2 separate regions of the Homo sapiens genome follow, and region 2 is linked to region 1. Evidence: read pairs that join two places in POLR2A ChIA-PET (ENCODE). Cell type or tissue: OCI-LY7. All regions are shown on one strand. Links, peaks and the distances in the headings refer to the core of each region. The heading gives the core; the rest is flanking DNA. Region 1 holds the start of LOC101928093 (a long non-coding RNA gene). Region 2 has its middle 9.7 kb from the start of NKX2-5.

Region 1 (8,332 bases), core at 269-8,268:
TCCTTCAGCAGGTAAGTGAATAAACTGTAATACATCCAGAGAATGAAATATTATTCTGTGTTAAAAAGAAATGAGCTATCAAAGCCATAGAAGAGACATGGATGAATCTCAAATGCATATTACTAAGTGAAACACATTGATCTGAAAAGGCTACATACCATATGACATTCTGAAAAAGGCAAAACTACGGAGACAGTGAAAAGATCAGTGGTTGCCAGGAGTTATGGGGAGGGAGGGCTGAATACGCAGAGTATAGAGGATTTTGAAGGCAGTGAAACTCCTCTGTACGATACTACAATTGGGGATACCTATCACTAGACATTTGTCCAAACCCACAGAATGTCCAATACCAAGGGCGAATCCTAATGTAAACTATGGACTTTGGGTGATACTGATGTGTCAGTGTCGTTAACAGACTGTAACAAATGCACCACTCGCTCTGGTGGGGAATGTTGACAGTGGAGAAGTCTATGTGTATGTGAGGACGGGAGTATATGCGAAATCTCTGTACCTTCTGCTCAATTTTGCCATGAGCCTAAAACTGCTCTAAGAAATGGAGTCCATTGAAAAAATTTTTTTAAAAAGAGCCAATGATGCACACGAAAACATGGATTAATCTCAAAAAGCATGCTAATTGAAATAGACACAATAAAGGAATACTATATAATTCCACTTATAGAAAACTCTAGAAATCACAACTTTAGTCTACAGTGACAGAAAGCATAATGCTAGTTGGCTAAGGTGGGGAGGTTACGGACTGATTGGGAAGGAGCACAAAGGAATTTTTGACCACGGATATGTTCCATATCTTGAATGTATTGGTAGGTATAATACAGTCTGCAAACAATTGTTGAAATTTAAAAATATACAAAACTGTATAAATCTGTCAGAATATATTAAATTGTAAGCTTAAGTGAGATATAGTTATTAAAATAAATATTATCTCAATGAAGTTAGAAAAAGGAAAACTTTAAAAAGTGCACCAGAGCTAATGATAGTGCTCTGCTCCATGAAGTCCTTGTCAGACATATGAAGGGTCTGAGATTTCTTTTCTCCTACTTGCAAACTAACAACGAGCTTACCACAATTGCACAGATGCCAGCAGAAGACTCAGGACTCTTAGGTCAGAGACAAAGGACTTTATTACTCACAACACAGTAGGCAGCTCAAGCTTTATCTTTGCTCTGGTTTACTTGCCTCCTAAGTTCCATGGGGCTGGAGCAGGAGGCCCAGGTGGATCCTGTGCACACAGGGCTCATGTCAGAGCTGAGATATACTGAGCTTAGGAAACTCCTAATCTTATAAGCATAAGAGGCTGCTAACGAACCCGGTCAACATTCAACCTGGAGAAAGGCATTATCTTTATAATCCTGGTCAGGAAATAAATCTGTCCTCTGCTCCAGAGTGAGACACTATTCCTGCTCCCCCAGGCTATTTGTCATATAAACATCCTGAAAAGATGGTTCCACGCAAAAGGTGTCACAAGAGGTATAAGAATGCCATGGAGAATTGCCCCTCAACAGTCCTAAGGGAAGGAGACTCCCTCTGTCTTTCTGCTCTGCCGTCATTCCCGACATCACTTCATGGCTAAAAATGGCTGCCTCAGCTCCAGCCATCACTCTGTATTCCAGACCACAGGAAGGACAAAACAGGGAAGAAATGTATCAGCCCTCTCTTTAAGGACACTCCCTGGAAGTTGCACACACATTAGGTTTGACATTCAAACAGCTATGTCTGGCTGTAAGAGAGGCTGGGGAATGTGGACATATACCTGGCCAAAAGCCTATTACTAAGGAAGACTAGAGCCTGGGGAACAACCAGCCTTTCTGCTCTACATAGTCAGTGTCACAGTGGTCTGTGAATCTCTACATAGTCAGCATCACAATGGTCTGTCACAATGGTCTGTAAGTGGTCTATCAAGTGCTGAGGACACAGGACACATGAACCTTTATTCTAGGAGTCCTTGGGGGAGCTTCTCATTTAGTGCCATCCTTGGTACTTCCTACTTTCCCCAACCTTAAAGGGGATGTTAGGCCCCTGAGTGAGGGTGGGATTCACCCTTGTCTTGCCTGGTACAGTGGAAGGCCCTGCCAGGCTTAGGTCTTGGACCACACACTGTGTTAAACCTGAGCTGTGGGTAAGTCCTCTCCTTCTCCAGGCCTCAGCTACTCCCTCCAGGTGACATGGTGTATTAGTTTGTTTTGCATTGCTATAAAGGGATACCCAAGACTGGGTAATTTATAAAGAAAAGAGGTTTATTTGGCCCACAGCTCTGCAGGCTGTACAGGCAGCATGGTGCCAGCATCTGCTCAGCTTCTGGTGAGTCCTCTGGAAGCTTCTAGTCATGGTGGAAGCTAAAGGAAGGAGCCTGTGTATCAAATGGTGAGAGGGTACAAGAGGGAGAGGGAGGAAGGGCCAGGCTCTTTTAAATAGCCAGATCTCGGCAGGTGCAGTGGCTCATACCTATAATCCCAGCACTTAAGGAGGCCAAGGCAGGCAGATCACTTGGGGTCAGGAGTTCAAGACCAGCCTGGCCAACATGGTGAAATCCCGTCGGTACTAAATATACAAAAATTAGCCTGGCATGGTGGCAGTTGCCTATAATCCCAGCTACTGGAGAGGCTGAGGCAGGAGAATTGCTAGAACCCAGGAGGCAGAGATTGCAGTGAGCCGAGATCATGCCACTGCACTCCAGCCTGGGCAATAGAGTGAGACTCCATCTTAAAAAATATATAAATAAATAAATAAACAGCCAGATCACACGTGAACTCGTAGTCAGAACTCACTTGGCTGGGCACAGTGGCTCATGCCTGTAATCCCAGCACTTTGGGAGGCCGAGGCAGGCGGATCACTTGAGGTTAGGAGTTCAAGACCAGCTTGGCCAACATGGTGAAACCCTGTCTCTACTAAAAATACAAAAATTAGCCCGATGTGGTGGTGGGTGCCTGTAATCCCAGCTACTCAGGAGGCTGGGGCAGGAGAATCACTTGAACCCAGTAGGCGGAGTTTGCAGTGAGCCGAGATCAAGCCATTGCACTGTCCAGCCTGGGTGACAGAGCGAGACTCTGTCTCAAAAAAAAAAAAAAGAACTCACTCATTACCCCGAGGACAGCACCAAGCCATTCATGAGGGACGAACCCACCCCCATGGCCCAAACACCTCCCACTAGTCCCCACCTCCAATACTGGAGGTCACATTTCAAGGTGAGATTTGGAGGGGACAAAACATCCAAACTCTATCAATGGTTTGCTAAACGTGGCAATAATAATAAGCCCACCAAGCAGGCTAGATGGATGTACTAAATCAGTCACATATGTAAAGCAAATACTGGGTGAGACCTGTCTCAAAAAATAAAGCAGATAAGTAGGAATCTGAAGCCCAGAGAGGTGATGTAACTTGCTGAGAGTCACACAGCAAGGAAATGCTACACTTGGGGCTAGAACACAAAGCTGCTGCCTGAAGTCTTTGGCTATGGCTCAGAAAGTCTTAAGTCATTGATGATGATGAGGACACGACGAAGGAGAGTGGCCAGTGAAACCTACAACAGACCCTTCCTCTGGCTCATGGTGAAGGGAGAACAGCCTAAACTGCTCATCCGATGATGACATTGAGGGAAGCTGGGGCCAGCGGACAGGCTAGTGCTTTCCAGTCCTTCTTCCCGGCTGGTCATTTCCTTGGCTTCAGAGCAGCCCGGTGCCCACACTCTGAAACACCCACCGCAGGGGACACGGGGCTCTGATCCTTTTTGCGTAAAATAGCAGCATAAGGGCAGGGACCCTCATGAGGGCTCTTGGGAATTCAGTTCTAGGGAAGAAGGTTGGGCCTGGAACAAGTCCTGAGGCCTTTATTCCTCTTATAAAATCTATGGAACAGCAATAAATTGGCATCAGGTCATCCCTCGACACTTGAGATGGGAGTCCTTCCTGTGCCACGTGCTCAGCCTTCTAGGGCTCAAGGGTCACCTCTTCCAGGAAGCCTTCCTGTATTGTTCTCTCCTCTGCCCACTCTTCCCTGCATTTCTCCACCCCCTTGCTCTGCCCGCACCTCACCTACAGCCCCCAGATCACTGTGGCAAAATCATGGGCCAATGCATCAGTCTCCACCACTTGCCAGGAGAGCCTGAGGTCAGAAACCGTGTCTCTCCCATCCCTGTGCACCCAGCGTCCCATGCAGGGCCCGGCACTACTAATAGCTCAGTATGGTTGGTTCCCTGACTGAACTGTGGGCGGGAGCTAGAGCATGTGTCTCCACCAGAACTGTCTTCCAAAGCCTCCCTAGCAACACCCACAGCAGGACCCCAAACGCTGCCACTGCCTTGAGGCTCTTCCAGGCTGGTCATATCCTAGAAGGAGGTCCCTCGCCCACAAAGTGTTCCTTCATGTATTCAATCATTCACTTCCTCAACAATGTGCCTAGCCCTGCAGTGGGGGCTGGGGACACAGAAATGAAAAAGGCACAATCTTGCCCTCAGGTGGCTCACAGTCAGGTGAGGGAGGCCAAGACCCTCTCCCCTGCCTCCCTCCATCCTTGCCTGTCTTCCTTCTTCCTTTCCGTATGTATTTATTGGGCAGGAGACACACAACTACGCAGTGACAAGTGCCAGGAAGGTGGCTGTTGAGAGCTCTGCGGGAGTCCCGAGAAGAATCCCCAGCGGTCACTAGAGGCCTTGACGAAAGAGATTTCCAGGAGACTCAGCATAGATGTTGAATCTTCCTATTGGAGGAGAAGCTGTGAGTCATAAGCCCCGAGCAGCCCTACAGATTTCCCCATGAATCACTCACTGCCCTCTTCTCTTCGTTGGAGGCACACGCCATGGGGAATTCTCCTTCGGACGGGAGGGAGGAAATATGGGGGAAGTGGTAGGAGGACAGGGCTCAGAGTGGAGTCCCCGAAGTAGATTTTCCCATTATCTTTCTAGACCCAAAGCCCTGACCCCAGAAGCTGAGCCCCAGGATGGCCCCGGTCTTGAATAGCCAGGACCCTCGTGTGGCTTCCTGCTTACAAAGCGCTTTCACACACTTTATTTCATCTGCACACCACTGTGTGTTATGGGAAGGTCTCCAAGGGAAACTGCTTCATGAGGAAGGGAAAGAGGCTGGTCGAGCAGCAAAGAATCACTTCCGCCTAGCTTGGACCCAGGACCCACCCAGGAGGGAAGGGAATTGTCCGCAGCCTGCAAAGATCTTTCACTTATCCATCACATTCATTGAGCACTCCCCTGCACGCCAAGCACTGTTCTAAGGGCAGGATGGCCAAGGTCCAGGCAGAAAGAAGAGCATGGGGCCCAGTGCAGGAGTGAACGTTGCCAGCGCTAGATAAAGCAATGAGGCCAGGCTGGCTAGAAGAGACGAATGAGGGAGGAGAGTGGCAAAGATGCGGTCAGAGATGTGCAGCAAGATAGTATCAGGTCTTGTAGCCTTTGTTAGGATGTGTCTTTTAGCCTGAGTGAGATGGGAGCCATGAGAGGGTTTGAATAGAGGAGAAAAATTATCTGATATGCTAAAAGTTTCCCTCTGGATTTTTAAAAGCCCGACTCCCTTCTAGTCATGGCAGAGCACGGAATTCAGAACAATTCTACTGGTGAGGACAAGGTAAGTTGGACAAAATATTAACATATTTTCGTTTAAAGGCATTATGACACTAAAAGGCAGTGAGGAACTTTGGGACCAAGACCTGGGAAAAGAAAAGTCAGAGGGATGAGCTGGGCCCAGTAGCTCATACCTGTAATCCCAGCACATTGGGAGGCCGAGGCGGGTGGATCTCCTGAGTTCAGGAGTTCGAAACCAGCCTGACTAACATGGAGAAACCCTGTCTGTACTAAAAATACAAAATTAGCCGGGCGCAGTGGTGCATGCCTGTAGTCCTAGCTACTCGGGAGGCTGAAGCAGGAGAATGGCTTGCACCCGGGAGGTGGAGGTTGCAGTGAGCCGAGATCGCACCATTGCACTCTAGCCTGGGCAACAAGAGTGAAACTGTGCCTCAAGATGAAAGAAAGAAAGAAGAAAGAAAGAGAGAAAGAGAGAGAGAGAAAGAAAGGAGGGAGGGAGGGAGGGAGGGAGGAAGAGAGGGAGGAAAGGGAAGGAAGGAAGGAAGGAAGGTCGGTCAGAGGGATGAACACAGCCCTTGGGACCTCTTTTCCCCAAAGGGTATCTGCCAATTCTGAAATAAAAGGATCAAAGGCTGAGAAGTTGAGTGGAACTTTTAAAAGACTCATGGATCTAATGGGATGAAAGTTAAAGCTCAGGGCACACCAAGGGAGATCCTGGCACACCCCCATACTTTTGGGAGTATTACCCAAAAAAAAAAAAAAATCCAGGCTGGAGGGTCTGGTAGATTCACCAAGCTTTTAGTTGAAACTCCAAAGGGATACACCAATGGACTAAGAATGAACCAGTCATAACAGGATCTAAAGCCCAGCTTCAAGTCATCTCAACTCATCTCAATCTCTGCTTGGATTAAGGTGATGTGGGGTTCCTAACACCCCTAGACACCTCCTACAAATGGAAAATAACATTATCTTAAGCTTCAAATGATCTCTAAAATTTTTCATATACAATGCCTGACAACCAAAAATATGAGAAAATGAAACATAATCAAAAATCAAGAGAAAAAATAGGCAACAGAAATAAACACAAGGATCCAGATAGTTATTGGTTACACACATTAATTCTGTTTAATATGCTAAAGTATATAAATGGAGAAATAATAACTGAGATTTATCCAAGGCAAATGAAAGGAGAAATAATAACTGAGAATTATCCAAGGCAAATGAAAGGCATCAAACCACAGATTCAAAAACCCCATGAATCACAAGCAATATAAACAGGAAAAAAAAAACTATAGGCATATTATAAATAAAACTGCTAAAAGTCAAAAACAAAGAGAAATTCCTAAAGCAGAGAAAAAAGACAGATCACCCTCAGAGGGACAACAAGGCAGTTAGCTGACTTCTCAGCAGACGTAACAAGTCAGAAGACAATGGATTGTATCTTCAAAGTGATTAAATAAGGTCAAAACTTGAATTCTTTACCCAGGAAAAATTCTTCAATAATGAGGCCGGGCACAGTGGCTCACGCCTGTAATCCCAACACTTTGGGAGGCCAAGGCAGGTGGATCACCTGAGGTCAGGAGTTCGAGACCACCCTGGCCAACATGGTGAACCCCTGTCTCCACTAAAAATACAAAAATTAGCCGGGCAGTGTGGCAGACACCTGTAATCCCAGCTAATCAGGAGCCTGAGGCAGGAGAATCGCTTGAATCCAGGGGGATGGAGGTTGCAGTGAGCCAAGATCACACCACTGCACTCCAGCCTGGGTGACAGAGAGACTCCATCTAAAAAAAAAAAAAAAAAAATCTTCAATAATGAAGATAAAAACATTTGTAGGGAATTAGAAACTAGAATTTGTTCTCAGAAGCTAATGCCCTAAATGCAACACTAAAAGGATAGCTTTGCCTGCTGGTTGAAAATAGACATAGAGGGGCTGTGCTGAGGCAAGGAAGCCAGCTTGGAGGCTGCAACACTTTAGGCAATATATGATGGTGGCTGAACCGGAGAGGTAGGTTTGGTCTCAAACTCCTGGCATCAAGTGATCCTCCTGCCACGGCCTCCTAAAGTGCTAGGGTTACAGGCATGAGTCACCATGCCTAGCTCAGAGAAGTAGTTTTGGAAATGATGAGAAGTGATATATTTGGGAAATGGATGTGTTTGAAAGTGGACCTGTCTCAATTTGCCATTGAATTAAATATAGGTTATGAGGGAAAGGGAGGAGTCAAGGGTGTCTCCAAAGTTTTTGACCTGAACTAATGGAAGAATGAAGTTGCTATTAACAAAGGTGGGAAGACTACAGAAGGAGCTGGTTTTGGGTGACGCAAAGGTTTGTTTTTGGAATTGCCAAATTTGAGAGTCTATTTGACAAACAAATGGAAATGTCAAGGAAGCTACTGGCTATTCAAGTCTGCAGTTAGGGGAGAGGTCTAGGCTAGAGATATGAGTTTGTTTCCTTTTTTCATATTTCCCTTATAATGATGAAGATAATGACAATGATGGTTAAAATAGCTAACATTTATTCTTTACTATGTGTCAGGCACTGTGCAAAACATTTTATATATACTATTTCATTTCATCTTGACAGCTACCATGTGAAGTGAAGCAAATACTTTTTTTTTTTTTTTTTTTTGGAGATGGAGTTTCACTCTTGTTGCCGAGGCTGGAGTGTAATGGCGCAATCTCGGCTCACTGCAACCTCCGCCTCCCAGGTTTAAGTGATTCTCCTGCCTCAGCCTCCCAAGTAGCTGGGATTACAGGCATGCGCCACCATGCCTGGCTAATTTT
Region 2 (8,332 bases), core at 144-8,143, 470 kb after region 1:
ATTTAATCTCATAAATTTGGTTATAAATGCGTTTCTGTACTAACTTTTGAAAGGGAGAAAAATGAATTATGAGTTGTTTAGGCACAAGGGTCATAATTTTTTCTGACAATGTTATATTGCTGCTCATTCCTGTACTCCCAGCACTTTGGGAGGCCGAGGCGGGCAGATCGCTTGGGCTCAGGAGTTCTAGACCAGCCTGGGCAACAAAGCGAGATCTCATCTCTACAAAAATTTAAAAATTAGCTGGTGTGGTGGTAAGCACCTGTAGTAGTAGCTACTCAGGAGGCTGACATAGGATTGCTTGTGCCCACGAGTTTGAAGCTGCAGTGAGCTATGATTGCACCACTGCATTCCAGCCTGGGTGGCAGCAAGACCTTGTTTAAAATGTTTATATATATGTGTGTGTGTGTGTGTGTGTGTGTGTACATATATATATATGTATGTATGCGTGCATGTATATATCTTAAGTGGAGCCTTCTGATTCTAAGTGAAGTAGTGAAAGTCCATGATTAATTTTGGAAGTGCATGTTAAAATTGTGAAATACGGCCAGGCATGGTGGCTCATGCCTGTAATCCCAGCACTTTGGGAGGCGGAGGCGGGCGAATCACCTGAGGCCAGGAGTTTGAAACCAGCCTTACCAATATGGAGAAACCCCGTCTCTACTAAAAATACAGAAATTAGCCGGGTGTGGTGGCGCATACCTGTAATCCCAGCTACTCGGGAGGTTGAGGCAGGAGAATAATTTGAACCCAGGAGGTGGAGGTTGCGATGAGCTGAGATAATGCCATTGCACTCCAGCCTGGGCAGCAAAAGCGAAACTCCATCTCAAAAAAAATTGTAAAATACAGTATGCTACATACATAAACAAAAGAGTATTATAGTTTGTAAAATTAGGTGGAGCTGAACACTTAAGACTTATGCACTTTACTGTAAGTTTTACCTCAATTAAAAGTTAAATAGTAAAATAAAAATAAAGAGCATGTACATATATAGCTTAAAGAATAATAAAATGAACGAGTACCCATCACCCAGACCAAGACATAGACAATAACGTGCCCCACAGCTCCTATTGAAATCTCCTTCCCATTGCATTTTCTTTCTCTCCCCCAGAGGCAACCACTATCTGAATTTTGAGTTAATCATTCCCTCGTTTTTCTTTATAGTTTTGAAATCCAGGTGCACATCCCTAACTAAAACATCATTTTGTTTTGCCTATTTTGACTATTATGTAAAATAAATCACATTGTTTATATTCTTCAGTGACTTGCTTCTTTTGCTCACCTTAGAGCATTGATTCATCTTTGAGATTGATTCATGTTGTTGAGTGTGGCTGTGGCACTTTCATTTTCACTGCTGTATAATATTCCACTCTGTGAATTTTCTACAACTTAATTATAACTCTGTCCAACTGTTGATAGGCAATTTGGTGGTTTCAAGGACATACCCTTACACTCAAGGCTGTTTTGAACTTCATTACTTATGTCTCTAGGTACCCATATACAAGACTATCCCTGGTGTATATTCCTAGAAGAGGAATTGCTGGATCTTGGGTAGGCTCGTATTCAAATTTACTAAGTTGTGCCAAACTGGCTTCTAAAGTCTTTGTCCTCAGTTACACCCCTACCAGAAGAATTCCCACTGATGCCTACTCTATCCCAATTCTAATTTTTGCCAATCTGTTATATGAAGTGTATTGTCTCATCATGACTTTTTGTTTTTCTAAGTAATAAACAGAGTATATTTTTTTATATATTTTGGGGCCATTTGTACTTCCTTTTCCTTGAAATCCCTGTTCATTTCTCCTGCCCATTTTCCCCCTTTCGGTAATTTGTCTTCATTTGTTTATTCAGCATCATTTTTTTCTAAGCTCCTACAAGTGCCAGGCCCTCTTTCTGGTGCTTGGGATATACATCATTCAACAAAAGAATATGTTAGATATGATAAAGTCTAATGGAAAAAAAACACATCAGAGCAAGGTAGGGCTACCAGGAGTATGTGCATAGGAGTGCAAATTAAAATAGGGTACTCAGAAAGGGGCTCATGATAAGGTGACATTTAGGTAAAGACTGGAAGCAGATGAAGAATTCACCAGGCAGACATTCTGGGGGAAGGACAGTCCAAGCAAAGGGAACAGCCAGTGCAAAGACTCTGAGGCAGGAATTGCCAGGCTTGTCGGAATAACAGTAAGGAAGTCAGAGAGGCTGGAGTGCAGTGGCCAGGAAGTGTTAGGATTTCACGATATATTCTGGTACTAATGCTTTGTTGGCTATATATATTGCAAATATCTTCTATTTTGTGGCTTGACTTGCCTTTTCACTCTATGTGTGGTGTCTTGGGGAGTATGGGTTTAACTCCTGGGCTTAAGCGTAGATTTTTAATTTTAATGTAGTCCAGCTGTTCCTTTAAGGTTTGTGCTTTTTGGAGTCATGTTTCAGTAATCTTTTCCTAACATAAGGTCATAAAATATTTTTCTATGTTGTCTTTTAAGTGTTACATAGTTTTGCTTTTCATAGGTGGGCCTTTAATTAACCTTGATCTGATTTTGTGAATGATGTTCTCTCTCTCTCTTTTTTTTCTAAATCTTATGGAGAACCACTTATAGAAAAGTTCACCCTTTCCCCACTGAACTTCAAAAATACCTCTGGGCCAGGTGTGGTGGCTCATGCCTGTAATCCCAGAACTTTGGGAGGCCAAGGTGGGAGGATCCTTTGAGCCCAGGAGTTCAAGACCAGCCTGGGCAATGTGGTAAAACCCTGTCTCTGCAAACAACAACAATAACAATAAGCAACAACAACAACAAAACTAGCTGGGCGTGGTGGCGCGCCTGTAGTCCTAGCTACTTGGGAGGCTGAGGCAGGAGGATCAATTGAGTCTGGTAGGTAAAGACTGCAGTGAGCTGCGATCGTGCCATTGCACTCCAGCCTGGGTGACAGAGCAAGACGCTGTCTCAAAAAAACTTCTTTTAATTAAAAAACCAAATCTCACTTCCCCCAAAACAAAACTAACCCTTTCATGGATTGTATATGTATACTTCTGATTCTAGGCACTCTGTTCTCTCTCATTGATCTATGTTTCTGCCCTTGTGTCAGTATCACAGTGTTAACTACCATAGCTTTACAAGCCTTGCTAACTGATAGGAAAGAACCCCCCACCTCATTTTCCTTATTTCTTTATTTAAGAATGTCTTGGGGCTGGGTGCAGTGGCACATGCCTATAATCCCAGCACTTTGGGAGACTGAGGCAGATGGATTGCTTGAGTCCAGTAGTTTGAGACCGGCCTGGGAAACATGCTGAAACCTCATCTCTACTAAAAATGCAAAAAATTAGCCAGGCATGGTGGTATGCAGCTGTAGTCCCAGCTACTTGGGAGGCTGAGGTGGGAGAATCACCTGAGCCTAGGAGGTTGAGGCTGCAGTGAGCCAAGATCATGACACTGCACTCCAGCCTGTGTGACTGGACTCTAGGCACGGTGGCTCACACCAGAAATCACAATAGTTTGGGGGGCTGAGGTGGGAGGATTGCTTGAGCCCGGGAGTTCAAGACCAATCTGGCAACATAGGGAAAACCCACCTCTACACACACACACACACACACACACACACACACACACACATAAGCTGGGCATGGTGGTGTGCGTCTGTGGTGGCAGTTACTCAGGAGGCTTAGGTGGGAAGATAGCTTGAGCCCAGGAAGTCGAGGACACAGTAAGCCATAATTGCACCACTGCACTCCAGCCTGGGTGACAGAGTGATACCCTGTCATCAAAAAAAAAAAAAAAAAAAAAAAAAAAAAAGAATTTCTTGGCTATTCTTAGATCTCTACACTTCCATGTGAAATTTCCATTCAGCTGTGACGTTACAGAATACACAAATGCACTCTTAGCACTTTGATTGAGAGTGCACTGAATCTGGAAAACATTTAGGGATATTTCAAACCATCATCTATTTATTTACACTGTTTAAGCCTCAAATCTTTTTGAAAGGCTTTTGAAGAGTTTACACTAGGTGGTTAGGAAATCTGGATCATGGAAAGATGTGAAAATAGGCACCAGAGAGAACAAATATGGTGATAATTAAGCATCAAATTTGCCTGGAGTTGGGGGAAGGGGAAGCTATTCTTTTTAATTTGTAGGAAGAGGCTACACATGACGGAGCACCTGTAGTCCCAGCTATTTGTGAGGCTGAGGTGGGAGGATTGCTTGAGTCTAGTAGTTGAAGCCCAACCTGGACAATAGAGCAAGACCCCATCCCTAAAACAATTTTTTGTAAGGAGAAAGCTAAGCTAACATTGTTAGCAATACATGTTTCCTATTGCTGAGATTGCATGGGAATTTATGAAGGGCCACAGAAGGACAATAATGAATAATGAATGGTTGCATTAATTGAAAATGCAGACTCCTTTCCATATATAGCCACTTATTTTATTTTTTGAAGGAAAATTTGTATTGTTTTAATTATTTTTATATACAGAAAACTTAACAGTGTACATTTAACCCAGTTTGGTGGCAAGTTCTTTAGCCTTTGCCTTTTCAAGCTTGGCGATGTGAACCACAGACTTGGGACCCAGGACACTGCCTCCCCAGTGACGGTGGATCTCATCATATTTGTCGTTGTAATTGGTCCTGATAGCTTCCACCAGCTTAGCCAAAGCTCTTTTGTCTTCTGAGTTAACCTGTGTGAAGGCGGCAGTGGTGCAGGTCTTCCTGTGGACTGACTACACGCCCCAGTCTTGCCTTCCCCTTGATAATGCAGTAAGGGACCCCCCTTTTATGACACAGTGCAGGCAGGGAGACAACCAGCTTGATGGGATCCACGTTGTGTGCAATCACCACCAGCTGAGCTTTCTTGTTCTCTACCAAAGTGGTGATGGTGTTAACTCCTGCTCAAAGGACAGATGGTCTCTTAGTGGGGCTGTCCCCTTTGCCAGCAGCTTTCTTCTTGGCCTGGGACAAAAGCCTCTGCTTCTTCACTTGCTTTGTCTCTGGTCTGTACTTATGAGCCAGTTTAAGCAGCTGAGTAGCTGTTTGGCGGTCCAGGGCCTGGGTAAACTGGTTAATTGCAGGAGGCACTTTCAGCCTATAGCCACTTATTTTAAAGATCTCACCTGAAAAGCTGAAGGCAGAGAAAACCAGTCAGGGGCAGGGGGTGAGGTGAGTGCTGTGAGGCTAATATGAGTCCATTTCAAGACGTCTGCTGAGCTGGAGTTCAAGATAGGTGAGGATAGTTTAGGGTATACTGGAAAGAAGGGCATTTGGTCATGGAACTTGGCTTGGCTACTTTCTAACTGCAGGAATAGGGAAAGTGACAAAAATTTTTTTTTTTTTGGAGGCAAAGTCTTACTCTGTTGCTCAGATTGGAGTGCAGCTGGAGTGCGGCAGAACACTCATAGCTCATTGCAGCCACGACCTCCTGGGCCCAAGCGATCCTCCTGCCTCAGCCTCCTGAGTAGCTGGGACCACAGGCGTGCACCACCATGCCCAGCTAATTTTTTGATTTTTTTTGTAGAGACAAGGTCTCCCTGTGTTGCCCAAGCTGGTCTTGAACTCCTGGGCTCAAGCAATCCTTCGCCTCAGCCCCCAAAAGTGCTGGAATTATACGCATGAGCCACTGTGCCTGGCCCGACAAAACCTTTTTTTTTTTTGAGACGGAGTGTTGCTCTGTCGCCCAGGCTGGAGTGCAGTGGCATGATCTTGGCTCACTGCAAGCTCCGCCTCCCGGGTTCACACCATTCTCCTGCCTCAGCCTCCTGAGTAGCTGGGACTACAGGCACCTGCCACTGCGCCCGCCACCACGCCCGGCTAATTTTTTGTATTTTTAGTAGAGATGGGGTTTCACCGTGTTAGCCAGGATGGTCTCGATCTCCTGATGTTGTGATCCACCTACCTCTGCCTCCTGAAATGCTGGGATTACCGGCGTAAGCCACCCCGCCCGGCCCTGACAAAACCCTTTTAAGGCTCACTTTCTTCATCTGTAAAATGGACTCCACAATGAACAGCAGATTTCAAAGCTTCAGTGAGCTCACGCAGAGAGCCTGGCATACTATAAGCCCCCACGGAGGCTGGTTTGCTCCTAGTCTGCTTCCTGCAGGACTCCGGTGTGGAGTTTAGGATCTGGGTAGAAGAAATGGACTGTCTCGGAATATTCCCCCCAAATTGCTCTTCTCTCCAAAGCAGCACTGGCAGGACCTGAGCTTCACAAGCCACAGGGATGGCTTTGGGGTCCAGACTGAGACGGGCATGTCCCAGAGTCCCTCTCCCAGCCTCCACCATTCCACTTTCCTGCCCGGGGTCCCCAGGGCTGCCTGGCTTGTGCCTCAGCCATTGGATCACAGCAAACACACAGAGACCCTGAGATAGAAGAGCAGGGCCTGGAGAGGGGAAATCTGACTCCAGTTTCTTGCAGGCCCTCAAGAACTGGAGCCCGTGCAGTCTGGGGCCTCTGCTGGTGGCGGTTGCGGTTCTCCAACCTGCCAAATGATGAGAATCATCTGGACACCAATGCAGTTTTGAAGGCCCTGTCCCTGGGGAGTCCAGTTCAAGGCAGCTGGGGCAGGCAGGGGTTTGGGTTTGTCCCGGCCTCCAGGCAGTTTGTCTCTTTGGGCAGGCTTGGGAGCTGCTGAGAGTGGGTTGAAGAGCTAGGGCTCTCTGGAACCATCTGGATCCCAGCACCAGCTTCCCCACTCCACACTACTGGAGTGGCCTTAGGTAGGTGATGTTTTTAACTTCTCCGGGTTTCAATTTCCTCCTTGGAAAATGACAGAATGAGATTTGCAGGGTAAGCATTTAGCCCTGGGCCTGGCACAAAGTAAGCACCAACAGATGTTAGGCAATAATCCATACTGTTATTCCACGCAGCTGTGGGCTGCAGCAGGGTGAGGAGCCCATGGTGATCTGAGGGTCTCGCCCTCGGGTCTCTTCACTGCTCACCACTGGGGTGAGCTCTCCTCTGAGTCGCAGCAAGAGGGCCGGGCTGCATCCCTGGAGTCCCAGCTGCCACCATCCCGTCTGAGATTCCTCTCAGACTCAAAGGGAATAATAAGTGTGCTTCTCTGGTAATTTGTTGTGCCTGGCACATAGAAATCATCCAGGAATTGTTAGCTAATATCATGTCTGTACTCTTTAATGGACAAACATTTCCTGGCGCCTACTCTTTGCCAGTCCTGAACTGGGATGGGACCACGCTACATACTGGGGCTCTGGAACCAGCCTGCCTGGGCTTGAAACCAAGCTCTGACACTGACCAGCTGTGTGACCCTGGGCAACGTACTCCTTCTTTCTGGGTTTAAAATGAATCCTTCATCTGTTTCCTCACGATAACCCAGAGGTATAAAAAGGGATTCAATGGGTTCACTTGTAAAGAGCTCAGAACAGTGCCTGGCACGCGATAAACTCTGTGAGTGATAAATTAAAGGCAGGCCACAGGCCCCTTTCTCCAGGAGCTCAGCCTGGTAGGGGAGTCGGCAAGGCTTAGAGGCCACAAGGCTGTTGCCTGCGGCGTAGAAGCGCTGGGCCTGAGCTCGGAATGCTTCCCGGAGGATGCGAGGGGCGGGCGCTGCGGGGAAGACGGTGCTACTCCCGCGCGGGACCGCGTGATGTTTCCGAGTCAGCGGTGAAACCTGCGGCTTCCGCGCGTCCTTTAAAAATACAGGTATTTAGATACACACCGTGGCGTCGACTTAAGGTGAAATCTAAACAAAATGAAAGGACGGGAGCTATTCTGATTTGGCCGAACCTGTGCCTGCGGGCTGGGAATGACCCAAGGAAACGAAGGGACGGCGGAGCCAGTGCGGCGGGGGCCGGGTGGGAGGCGGTGGCCTCGTGCTGGGGACCCCCAGCCCCGGCTCGCCTTTGCCGGGAACCACCAAGCTAATTTTTTTCCCTTTCTTTTTTAAATAAACCTACCTTCCTTCCCCCATTTTTTCCTTTTAATATCGCTGTTTATCTCCATTTTTTTTAACTGCGGCGTGTTCTTGTTCGATTTTAAAAAATACTAAAAATAAAATGAGTCCCCTAGGTGCCTCCCTGGCGCCCTAGGCATGGAGAGCTCATGCCTGCGCCACCCTCATCTCCGCTGGCTTTGCCACCTCGGAGGCGCCCCACACTTCTCCTTTGTTTTGCTTTTCTCTGAGCCGGTTGAGTTTTCTTACCCTGAATGCGTCGTTTATACAATTAGCAACTGAACACAGAACAAATATCACCGATATAATTGGGGTGGGGGTCGCCATGTAAACACGGGGTGTTGTTACTTTAGGATACTTCTGACCCTGTCCCGGCCTGAGTCCTCGCTCCCTGACTCAGCATCCACGCAGGAAAGCCTCGCCCCAGCCAGGCAA

The links. ChIA-PET counts read pairs that join two places held together with the same protein. Peaks named below come from ENCODE experiments on the same cell type or tissue, not always from the same donor. Only the 100,000 strongest peaks of a DNase experiment are listed, where the experiment ranks them.
Region 2: POLR2A ChIA-PET joins it to region 1 with 16 read pairs; 4 of 35 experiments call an interaction of 5 or more read pairs at or near these places.

The regions. Positions count from the first base shown.
Region 1 is chr5:172,753,563-172,761,894 of GRCh38, forward strand. LOC101928093 (a long non-coding RNA gene) reads left to right here and starts at 1,941. Exons shown (of 4, transcript NR_161233.1): 1 at 1,941-2,137; 2 at 4,572-4,730; 3 at 5,529-5,591. In OCI-LY7, for the core only: no CTCF peak of the experiment used is centred there; no DNase peak of the experiment used is centred there.
Region 2 is chr5:173,221,347-173,229,678 of GRCh38, forward strand. It overlaps the pseudogene RPL7AP33. Among named protein-coding and RNA genes, the nearest start is that of NKX2-5, 9.7 kb to the right of the region's middle. RefSeq lists an enhancer at 7,840-8,332. In OCI-LY7, for the core only: no CTCF peak of the experiment used is centred there; no DNase peak of the experiment used is centred there.